Regions from separate parts of the Homo sapiens genome. Here region 1 is linked to region 2. Evidence: chromatin contacts called from ENCODE Hi-C or POLR2A ChIA-PET data. All regions are on one chromosome and are shown on one strand. The core of a region is the stretch at or near the end of the contact, and the rest is flanking DNA. Distances in the headings are between cores, read along the strand shown.

Evidence for each region. Hi-C counts contacts between places; a loop is a spot of excess contacts on that map. ChIA-PET counts read pairs that join two places held with the same protein, here RNA polymerase II (POLR2A).
Region 1: a map of psoas muscle shows a loop between it and region 2 (8-fold over the local background). The contact joins the enhancer-like site here to the promoter of CLDN3 in region 2. A Hi-C loop is called at or near these places in 1 of 168 maps with a recorded cell type or tissue (psoas muscle). POLR2A ChIA-PET finds 5 or more read pairs at or near these places in 3 of 52 experiments (T-cell, WTC11 and activated T-cell).

What each region holds. Positions count from the first base shown.
Region 1 is chr7:73,878,986-73,884,112 of GRCh38, forward strand. No RefSeq gene overlaps it. Among named protein-coding and RNA genes, the nearest start is that of TMEM270, 20 kb to the left of the region's middle. Within about 2 kb of position 1,251, at least 11 of the 41 ENCODE cell types and tissues checked have a DNase peak (open chromatin) inside an H3K27ac peak, as active enhancers do.
Region 2 is chr7:73,768,272-73,772,969 of GRCh38, forward strand. CLDN3 (claudin 3) reads right to left here and starts at 1,999. Exons shown (of 1, transcript NM_001306.4): 1 at 726-1,999. The coding sequence starts at 1,778. The coding sequence ends at 1,116.

The DNA.
Region 1 (5,127 bases), core at 1-2,500, 110 kb after region 2:
GAGTGCAATGGCGTGATCTCGGCTCACTGCAGCCTCCGCCTCCCTGATTCAAGCAATTCTACTGCCTCAGCCTCCAGAGTAGCTGGGATTGCAGGTGCCGCCACCATGCCCGCCTAATTTTTCATATTTTTGGTAGAGACGGTTTTGCCATGTTGGCCAAGCTGGCCTCGAAATCCTGGCCTCAGGGGATCTGCCCACCTTGGCCTCCCAAAATGCTGGGATTACAGGCGTGAGCCACTGTGCCCAGCCTGGATGATGTGACTTTCGACTGTCAAATCAATGGCCCTGTTACCCCAAGCTCGCTCCCCGTCCCAGCAGCCCCTGGCCTCACAGCATGTGCATCTCTTTCCCTCTGGGAGCTGCCGCCCTGTGGGTCCTGCTGCCACCAGCCTGCAAGGGCACGATTAGGGTCACCTCCCCTCATCCCAACCCAGGGAGGTGGCTACCACCATTCACATATGGGGAAGGAGGGAAGGAGATGATGTATGACAGAAGCTCAGGGAGGTGGGGCCTGTCCACCTTCCGGGTGTGCCCTGGGGTGGGGGTTTCAGGCAGCCCTGCCTTCCTTTCCTTCCTGGGCTCAGCTGAGAGGGACTGGGGCAAAGGGCTTTTGTCATTTTCTCAACCCACAAACACTTCCGGATGCCTCCTCCATGCTGTTAACAGACTCCAGTGCCTGGGATCACTCACACCCTGCCTCTGCCTCAGTTTCCCCCTCTGAAGGGTGGAGCTGGCTTTGAGAGGGTGATAGACCTTTCAGCTTTTGCTTGAGTGAAGCCCACCTCTTGCCCCAGTGCCCATGACCCACCCACATCCCCAAAGCTGCAGGGCTTCCCGAGCTGGTCTTGGTCCCAAGCCGTGACCATGTCACTCTTACCCCGCCTGGGGCCAGCAAGCCCAGCTCTGGCCCCTCCCTGACGCCCCAAGGAGACTTGTGACAAACAGTAAGAGAGGGTCTCCTGGCTTCACCCTCTCTTCCAGAGGGAGCAAATTCTCCCAGACAAACCCAGCCCATCAACAAACCAGCGACCAAAACAAAGAGGCAGATTACGAAACCCAGATCGAGGGAAAGAGGCCACTCCGAGCTTTTCTCCAGGACAGGGGTTGGCGAAATTGGGCCAGGCCTGTGGGTCACAGCCTGCCTGGCCTGGACTATTTTTGTACCGTCTGGGGGGTGGGGGCTGATGAAATCCCAGCTGCATTTCACCAAAACACTTTCCCCTTAAGCCCGGGCTCCATGTGGTTCAAATTCATTGTCACTTAACTCATCACTCAAGGCTCTGAGCCGCATCCCTCCCCCTCCAAGAAAAAGACGAAAACACACAGTCTCTGGCATGCGGGCGAGGTGGGCGTGAGGGGCCATGACAAACAGACTGACTGTCTTGACCTTAGCCGCCCCTGGCCTCCTGCTCTCCATCTTCCTGGCCCCTTCCACCCCGTGCTTGATGTCCCCAAAGGCTAAGACAGGATGAGTTGCTGTCCAAGCTCCACTAGGGTTGAGTTGGGAGCCTGGACAGGGGAGGCAGTCACTGGATCACTGGTTCTCCCTCCCCTCCACAGCCCGCTGCTGGAAATGGGAAGCTGACATGTCCCAAAGGTCGATGCACTGGAATGCCCGGAGGTCATCCTCTGGGAGTGTCCACATATTTGTGAATGTGTTTGTGCCCATGAGCCAGGAGAAGCCGATCTTCTCTTGCCCCGTGTTGCTTTTCTCAATGTTGGCTCACAGCTGATGTTCATCACCTCAGGGCTGTGTTGAGGTTGGCAAAGGGACTTCCCATCGGAGAGGAAGGGAAGGGCTGCCGGGAGGGGACCCTGGAGGGCATTGGAGTCTTTATCGAATATGAGGACAGGACGTCCGGTTTTGAAACTATGCACTGATCCTATAGTTTCCATGGTAGGGCGGCCAGATGGCTGCAGGTGCATTTAGTGACAGGCCCCCTAACCTGTCCCAGCTATGTGTGTGCCAATCTCCTGAGCCTTTAGTTTAGCCAAGGTTGGCATTTCCCAGGGGGAACTTCAGCTGGGGACCAAGCAGAGCCGCCTGCCCTCCGATTCCATTTGTGTGTCTCTCTCCCCCATTAGACCGTGGGTCTCTCCGGGGCAGCGTTTAGCTGATCCACACTGGATCTCCAGTGCCCAACGCTAGGCTTGGCACAGAACCCAAGCGCAGCAAATGCTTGTGGAATGAATTAATACATTTTTCAAATCAAGTCAAAGTGCTGTTTTCATTATCTTTAGACCAGATTAAATTCAGAGCCACAGCTCTCCAGAAAAATACTGGCAATCTGGCTTTTGCATATTTCACTGTCAAGGAGAGAACTCCTTTTCTGAATTAGCCAGGAAGGCAAGCCCGGGTCCCTAGAGAGAGGCGACCCCTGAGCTCTCCCCTCTTGCCCACCTTGGGACACCTGTGACCCCTTTGGCTCTGATAACCCCTTGCTGGGCTGCCCCTCCAGCTTTGATCCCTGGTTTGCAGACCGAGGGAGCAAAAGGGTGGAGCTCTAGGAGTTTACTTTCCTGGGCAGGGTCAAGCAGTTCCTGATGCAGCAAAGTTGTTTGGGCGCAAACATTTCCCTGTATTGTCTGGCTTCAGAAGGCAGCCAAGAGTCTACGCAGGTGGGAGGGAGCTGAGGCAGGAGTTTTTTCTCTCTCCTCCACTCCAAAGAAGACAGGAGCCTCCAAGCCCCAAGGTGGGGGGTTAGGAGGTCATCTCACACCCTAGGCAGATGCAGAAGACCTAGGAGAGGACAGAATCAGGGGAGGGGGGTGGGGGACAGATGTCATATGTCCTACTGTGCAGAGTTGGGGAGTCAGGTGTAGACAGACATGAGCTGGTCTGAGAATTCAAGTCCAACCAGAGGACCAGGCTGTACCTTCCCCAGGGCATGCTGGGAGATGCCTCTCATTCCCTTGCTGGCTGGGCGCACCAGCCTACCTGAGGCTGTCTCTTAGACAGCTAAGGAATCTTTCCCCTCCTCTGAGGTTTCTGCTCAATGACACCTTTTCTGGGGACAGTGGCTCTGGAGATGGGGGATCCTGGAGGTTGAGAGAGGCTGAGCCTTCGTGGATCTCCAGTATCCCCTGCCTTCTATGCCTCTTTAGCAAGATGCTTCTCCAACTCCTGTTTTTCCTTCTCGGAACTCTGGAAGGATGCCCTCTGCATTTTGGATGTGTTTCCCAAGTGATGCTCCATTGACTATTACTTTGGGAGGGGGAAAAGCTTCTGGATCCAAGAAGCCTAGGAAACACAAAGTCAGACAGGCTATTATCTTGCAGGACTTATCAGAGCCTTGAATTTTTTTAATTTTTAATTTTTATTTATTTTTTAGAGACAGGGTCTTACTCTGTCACCCAGGCTGGACTGAATGGTGGAATTATAACTCACTGCAGCCTGGAATTCCTGGGCTCAAGCGATCCTCCTGTCTCAGCCTTCAGAGTAGCTGGGACTACAGGTGCATGCCACCAGGCCTGGCTATCTTGAATTGTTCATAGGGGCTTTAAAATACAAAAATAAGCTGGGCATGGTGGTGGGTGTCTGTAATCCCAGCTACCCAGCAGGCTAAGAGAAAATTGCTTGAACCCGGGAGGCGGAGGTTGCAGTGAGCTGAGATCATGCCACTGCATTCCAGCTTGGGTGACAGAGACTCTGTCTCTAAATAAATAAATAAATACACACAGACATACATAAAATAGGAGCTTTGACCTTCTAAGAAGGGACCCTGGTGCACAGTGTTTCCTGGACCCATGTGACACCAAAGTCATTTCTCCCCATGGGCTCTTTTTCAGGACATCTTCTGGGCCACACAGGTCGAGAGGATATCTCGGGAGTTACTGGACCTGAAATGTCAAATAACCCTGCAGAGGTGACAGCTGTGAGTGAAGATGCTTCTCTTTTTATGTTGAGTGAAACCCCTTTCAATATGGGCTGGAGCTGGCCACATGAGGTTTCCTGGTGTCGTGCAAGCGTGGAGATCCGGCCACACTCTTTCGTCTTCTCTTCCTTGGCCCTGAAGGGAGATGAGCCGGCAGGTGGACAAAATAAGGGGGTTGAGGCTGGATGCGGTGGCTCAAGCCCATAATCCCAGCACTTTGGGAGGCCAAGGTTGGCAGATCACTTGAGGCCAAGAGTTCGAGATCAGCCTGGCCAACATGGAGAAACCCCGTCTCTACCAAAAATACAAAAATTAGCCAGGTGGTGGGCACCTGTAATCCCAGCTACTCCAGAGGCTGAGGCAGGAGAATCGCTTGAACCTGGGAGGTGGAGATTGCAGTGAGCCAAGATCGCACCACTGCACTCCAGCCTGGGCGACAAAGCAAGACTCCGTCTCAAAGAAAAACAAAAACAAAACCAAACAAAAACCAAGGAGGTTAAGACAGACTATGTGCATCTCCCTAATCTGTCCCGGAGACAGAAGCCACAATTAAGTCACCTGTGGCCAAGACTGGGCAAGACCCAGGCAGCTGGGAAAGCCAAGAGGACTTTAGGCATCACGTTGCTCTGAAGTTCTGGAAAGGGCAATGCCAGCTTCAGGAGGGATCTGATTCAAAGGCCAGATTCAAGCCAGGTGCCGTGGCTCACGCCTGTAATCCCAGCACTTTGGGAGGCTGAGACTGGTGGATCATGATGTCAAGAAATCGAGACCATCCTGGCCAACATGGTGAAACCCTGTCTCTACTAAAAATACAAAAATTAGCCAAGCATGGTGGCGTGCGCCTGTAGTCCCAGCTACTCAGGAGGCTGAGGCAGGAGAATCGCTTGAACCTGGGAGGTGGAGGTTGCAGTGAGCCAAGATCACACCACTGCACTCCAGCCTGGGCAACAGAGTGAGACTCTATCTCAAAAAAAAAAAAAAAAAAAAAAAAAAGGCCAGATTCAGGGATGAGTTCACAAGATTCAGACCATGCTGGGTTCTCACCCTGCAGCTTCTGGTCCCCTCCTTGCAGCAGAAGTCCCGGGACGCCACTGCTGGGCTCAGCTCTGTCCCAGCCCCTGAGGTTCAGCCTGATCTTAGTTAGGAGATTTCCGAAGGAGCCAAATTCAATGTTCAGGGGCCTGGCATCCGAGCTTGGGTCCCTTTTTTTTTTTTTTTTTTTAAGATGGAGTCTCTCTCTGTCGCCCAGGCT
Region 2 (4,698 bases), core at 749-3,248:
GCTTCAGCCTCCTGAGTAGCTGGGACCACAGGTGTATGCCATCATACCCAGTTAATTTTTTTTTTTTTTGGTAGAGATAGGGTCTTGCTATGTAGCCCAGGTTGGTCTCGAACTCCTGGGCTCAAGCGAGCCTCCCACCTCGTCCTCTAGGAGTGAGCCAGTGAGACCCGGCCTCAAGCCCCTCTGAGATACCCCTTCTAAGTCCTCCCTCTTTCCCTCCCTTGAGGGTCCCAGGAAGGAGATGGGGACCCTTTCTCATCTCTCCCCCAGGTGAGAAGATTTGGCCCGGTTTTACTTTTGGTGGCGTGTTTTATCCAAACAATAGGTCTTTTTGTTTTCGTTTTTCCAATAGGAAATGGCAGTACGGAATGCGCTCTTTCACAAGGCGCACGGGAGATTCCGAATGTGTCGGGTATTGTGCGGGGTCCGGGCTCCCAGCACAGACCCAGGGGCACATCTCTGCCACCTTCCCCTCCCATCCCCAGCCATGGCGTGCGGAAAGTGCTCATGCCTGCTTCCTAGATTGGGCGCTGGCTTTGGCCTCACAGGCTGTCTTCCGAATCCCCAGGGAGTGGGCAAGTGACCACCCCGCCATCACCAAGCTCAGCTTACAACCCCATCTTCCCTCTAAGCTCCATCCGGGAGAGCGAGATCCAGCCAAGGCCGCCCCGAGGGGGAGCTCTGCAGGGAGGTGGAGGCGCTGGGAACAAGGAGGCTCCAGCGAGTGCAAAACGAAAGGCTTTTATTGAAAAATATCAAGTGCCCCTTCCAGGGCTGCCGGTCCCTGCCCAGCGCGAGCATGGGGGCAGCGGCCCGATGGGGCTCGACGGGGTGGTCAAGTATTGGCGGTCACCCAGGCCCCGTGCTCCAGAAGGGTGAGGTTTCACAGTCCATGCAGGTTGGTCCCTGGGCCCCGAAGTCGACTGCCCGGCCCGCAAAGCCGTGGCTGCTGGGGAAGCTGCCCCAGTCCAGCGCGGGGGCTTCCTGGCTTCTGGGGGTGGGCTGGCCTCCGAGGCAAGGCTGCACGCTGGATGGCCTGGTGCGCGCTCCAGCTCGCGGTGGTGGTGGTGGTGTTGGTGGTGGTGGTGGTGGTGGGGTCTCCCTGCGTCTGTCCCTTAGACGTAGTCCTTGCGGTCGTAGCCTGTGCCCAGGCTGGCTCCCGGGCCGGTGGAGCGCGGCGCGGAGTAGACGACCTTGGTGGCCGTGTACTTCTTCTCGCGTGGGGGACACGAGCAGCAGAGCAGCGCGCCCCCCAGCAGCTGCAGCGCCGCGGCCGCCCAGCCCACGTACAGGCCCGCGCCCATCTCGCGCTTCTGCGCCTCGGGCACCACGGGGTTGTAGAAGTCCCGGATAATGGTGTTGGCCGACCAGGACACCGGCACGAGGGTGAGCAGGGCGGCGAGAAGGAACAGCACGCCTGCCACGATGGTGATCTTGGCCTTGGCCGTGTCGTCCTGCACGCAGTTGGTGCACTGGGCGCCCACCAGCGCCACTAGCAGCCCGAAGGCGGCCAGCAGGATGGCCACCACGATGAGGGCGCGGGCCGCCTGAAGGTCCTGTGGCAGTGCCAGCAGCGAGTCGTACACCTTGCACTGCATCTGGCCGGTGCTCTGCACCACGCAGTTCATCCACAGGCCCTCCCAGATGTTCTGCGACGTGATGATGTTGCTGCCGATGAAGGCCGACACGCGCCACATGGGCAACGCGCAGCACACGATGGTGCCCAGCCAGCCCAGCACGGCCAGCGCGGTGCCCGTGATCTCCAGGCCCATGGACATGGCTGCCGCGGCAAGGCCCGCTCCACCGGGTGGCTCCGGGTGCGGGGAGACGAGGGGCCGGGGCCGCTGGGCCTGGCGGGAGCTGCGGCGCCCCGACGGACGGACGGACGGACGGACTGACTCACCGACGGCGCGCGCTAACGGCTCGGCTCCATACGCTCTCGCCGCGGCTGCGCCTGCACCTGCCTGTGGCTTTGTGGGCGGGCGGCGGCGACTGGGCTGGCCCTGGGCTGGGGCCGGTGCGTCTTAGCTAAGTGCCCAGCGCTCCGGTGGGGGCGGTAGGGGCGGAGCCGCGCTCTCCAGGGCCTAAGGACAGTGACGTGGCCCCTGCCTCCCACCTTCACCGAGCGTCCTGGGAGGAAGGACTTGGCCCTGCGCGGCCCACAACGCCGGGGTAGGGGGGTTGCCAAGGAAGGGCGGGACCTGACCCAGCCCCCGCCCCTCGGTCCTTGTCCCTCTCTGCTCGGGAATGAATTCTCCGGGGCAAAACCGAGGACGGGATGCGTCAGGGGCTTGGGGTGCAAATCCCAAAGAATTTGACACGGCTTCTCTCTCCTCACCACTTTGGGCGCTTTTGGCACGTGCCGCGTGGGGATGGGGGCGCTGCCAATTACCCCGGAACGGCGGGGCGGGGAGGACCAGGGTGGGCGTGGCCGCGGCTGTTTGCAGGAGCCGCGCACCTGCTGCTCTGCCCCTCCCGTACACACGTCGCACAGGCTCAGCCTGAGTCCGGGCGGTGGGGTTGTCCAGCCCAGGAATTGCTGGGCCCAGAAGCCAGGGACTGCCTGCGCAAAGGTACCCAAAAGATGCCCTTAAGCCTAACTAAGCTCAAATTCCTCTCCAGCTCTCCCTCCAGTTCCCATCGCTGGCCGTGAGCCTGCATGCCTTTAGCTAAGCTGCTCTCCCCTCCCAGAAGTCCCCCTCCTCCCATTGAGTCCCCTCCCCTCTCCGAGCCCTGTCCTCCCTCCCTTTGAGCCTGAGTCAGGGCTGAGGCCCACCTTAATGAAATGGTGGTGAAAGAGGTTCGATCTCCGCAAAAGTGGGAAATCGGGCAGGACCGAGCACCGTGGTGGCTGACTCCTGTAATCCTCGCACTTTGGGAGGCTGAGAAGGGAGGATTGCTTGAGACCAGGAGTTCGACACCAGCCTGGGCAAAATAGTGAGACCCCGTCTCTACAAAAAATTAAAAAACTAGCCAGGTGTGGTGGCGTGTGCCTATAGTCCCAACTACTCCGGAGGCTCAGGCAGGAAATTACTTGAGCCCAGGAGTTCGAGGCTGCAGTGAGCTATGATCGCACCACTGCACTCCAGCCTGGGCATCAGAGCAGACCCTGTTTAAAAAAAAAAAAAAAAAAAAAAAAAAAGGTTGGGAAGTCAGAAATGCTACACTCAAAGCCCTGGCTGTCACACCTGGACGATCGTTCCCCCTTCTTCACCAAGCTCAGAGCCCTTCAGATTTGGCCTTGGAGGTTCAGCCTGGGCTGTTCCTAACCCCATCCCCTCTCTTCCCCTCAGAGCAGCCCTTGCATACCACATGCCCCTGCCTCAGAGTCCCTGCACTTACTGTCCCCTGTACATGGAACATGCCTGCAGACATCCACATAGCTTACTCCTAACTGCCTTCAGCTTTTTGCTCTCAGTGAGTCTTTCCCTGACCACCCTATTTAAAACTGCAGCTTCTGGCTGGGTACGGTGGCTCACGCCTGTAATCCCAGCACTTTGGGAGGCTGAGGCGGGTGGATCACTTGAGGTAAGGAGTTCCAGACCAGCCTGGCCAACGTGGCGAAATCCCGTCTCTACTAAAAATGCAAAAATTAGCCAGGCGTGGTGGTACACGCCTGTAATACCAGCTACTCGGGAGGCTGAGGCAAGAGAATTGCTTGAACCCAGGAGGTGGAGGTTGCAGTGAGCTGAGATCACACCCCTGCACTCCAACCTGGGTGACAAAGCGAGACTCTTTGTCTCAAAATAAAATAAATAAAATAAAATAAAATAAAATTGCAGTTTCTTACCCCACAATGCCTGCCCCCCTTTAATACTTTATATTCTGCTTAGCATGTAACACCATCGGACAATATTCTATATTTTTCTTATTTATGTTTCATTGTACTTAAAAAAATTTTAAATTGGCAATGATCGTACCTACGCGTGGCACACCCAGTGATGTTTTAATACATAGAATGTATAGTAATCATATCAGGGTAATTGGCATATTCATCATCTCAAACTTTTATTTCTTTGTGCTGGGAACGTTCAATAACTTATTTATTTATTTATTTTAGAGACAGTGTCTTGCTCTGTCACCCAGGCTGGAGTGCAGTGGTACTATCATAGCTCACTGCAGCCTTGAATTCTTGGGCTTAAGCAATCCTCTAGCTATAGCCTCCCAAGTAGCTGGGACTACAGGCATATACCACCAAGCCCACCTAATTGTTTCATTTTTTTTTGTAGAGATGGGGTCTCACTGTGTTGCCCAGGCTAGTCTTGAACTCCTGGTCTCAAGCAATCCCCCAACCTTGGCATCCCGAAGTGCTAGGATTACAGGTGTGAGCAGCAGTGCCCAGCCTATTTTTTTTTTTAAACGAAATCTCGCTCTTTTGACCAGGCTGGAGTGCAGTGGTGCAATTTCGGCTCACTGCAACCTCCACCTCCTGGGTTCAAGCAATTCTTCTGCCTCAGCCTCCCAAGTAGCTGGGACTACGGGCACGTGCCACCACGCCCAGCTAATTTTTGTATTTTTAGTAGAGATGGGGTTTCACCATATTGGCCAGGTGGTCTCGAACTCCTGACCTCATGATCTGCCCGCCTTGGCCTCCCAAAGTGCTGGGATTACAGGCATGAGCCATGGCACCCAGCCAATTTTTAAATTGTTTCTTTCTTTCTGTTCCAGTATGTCAGCTCCATTGGGACATCTGTAATG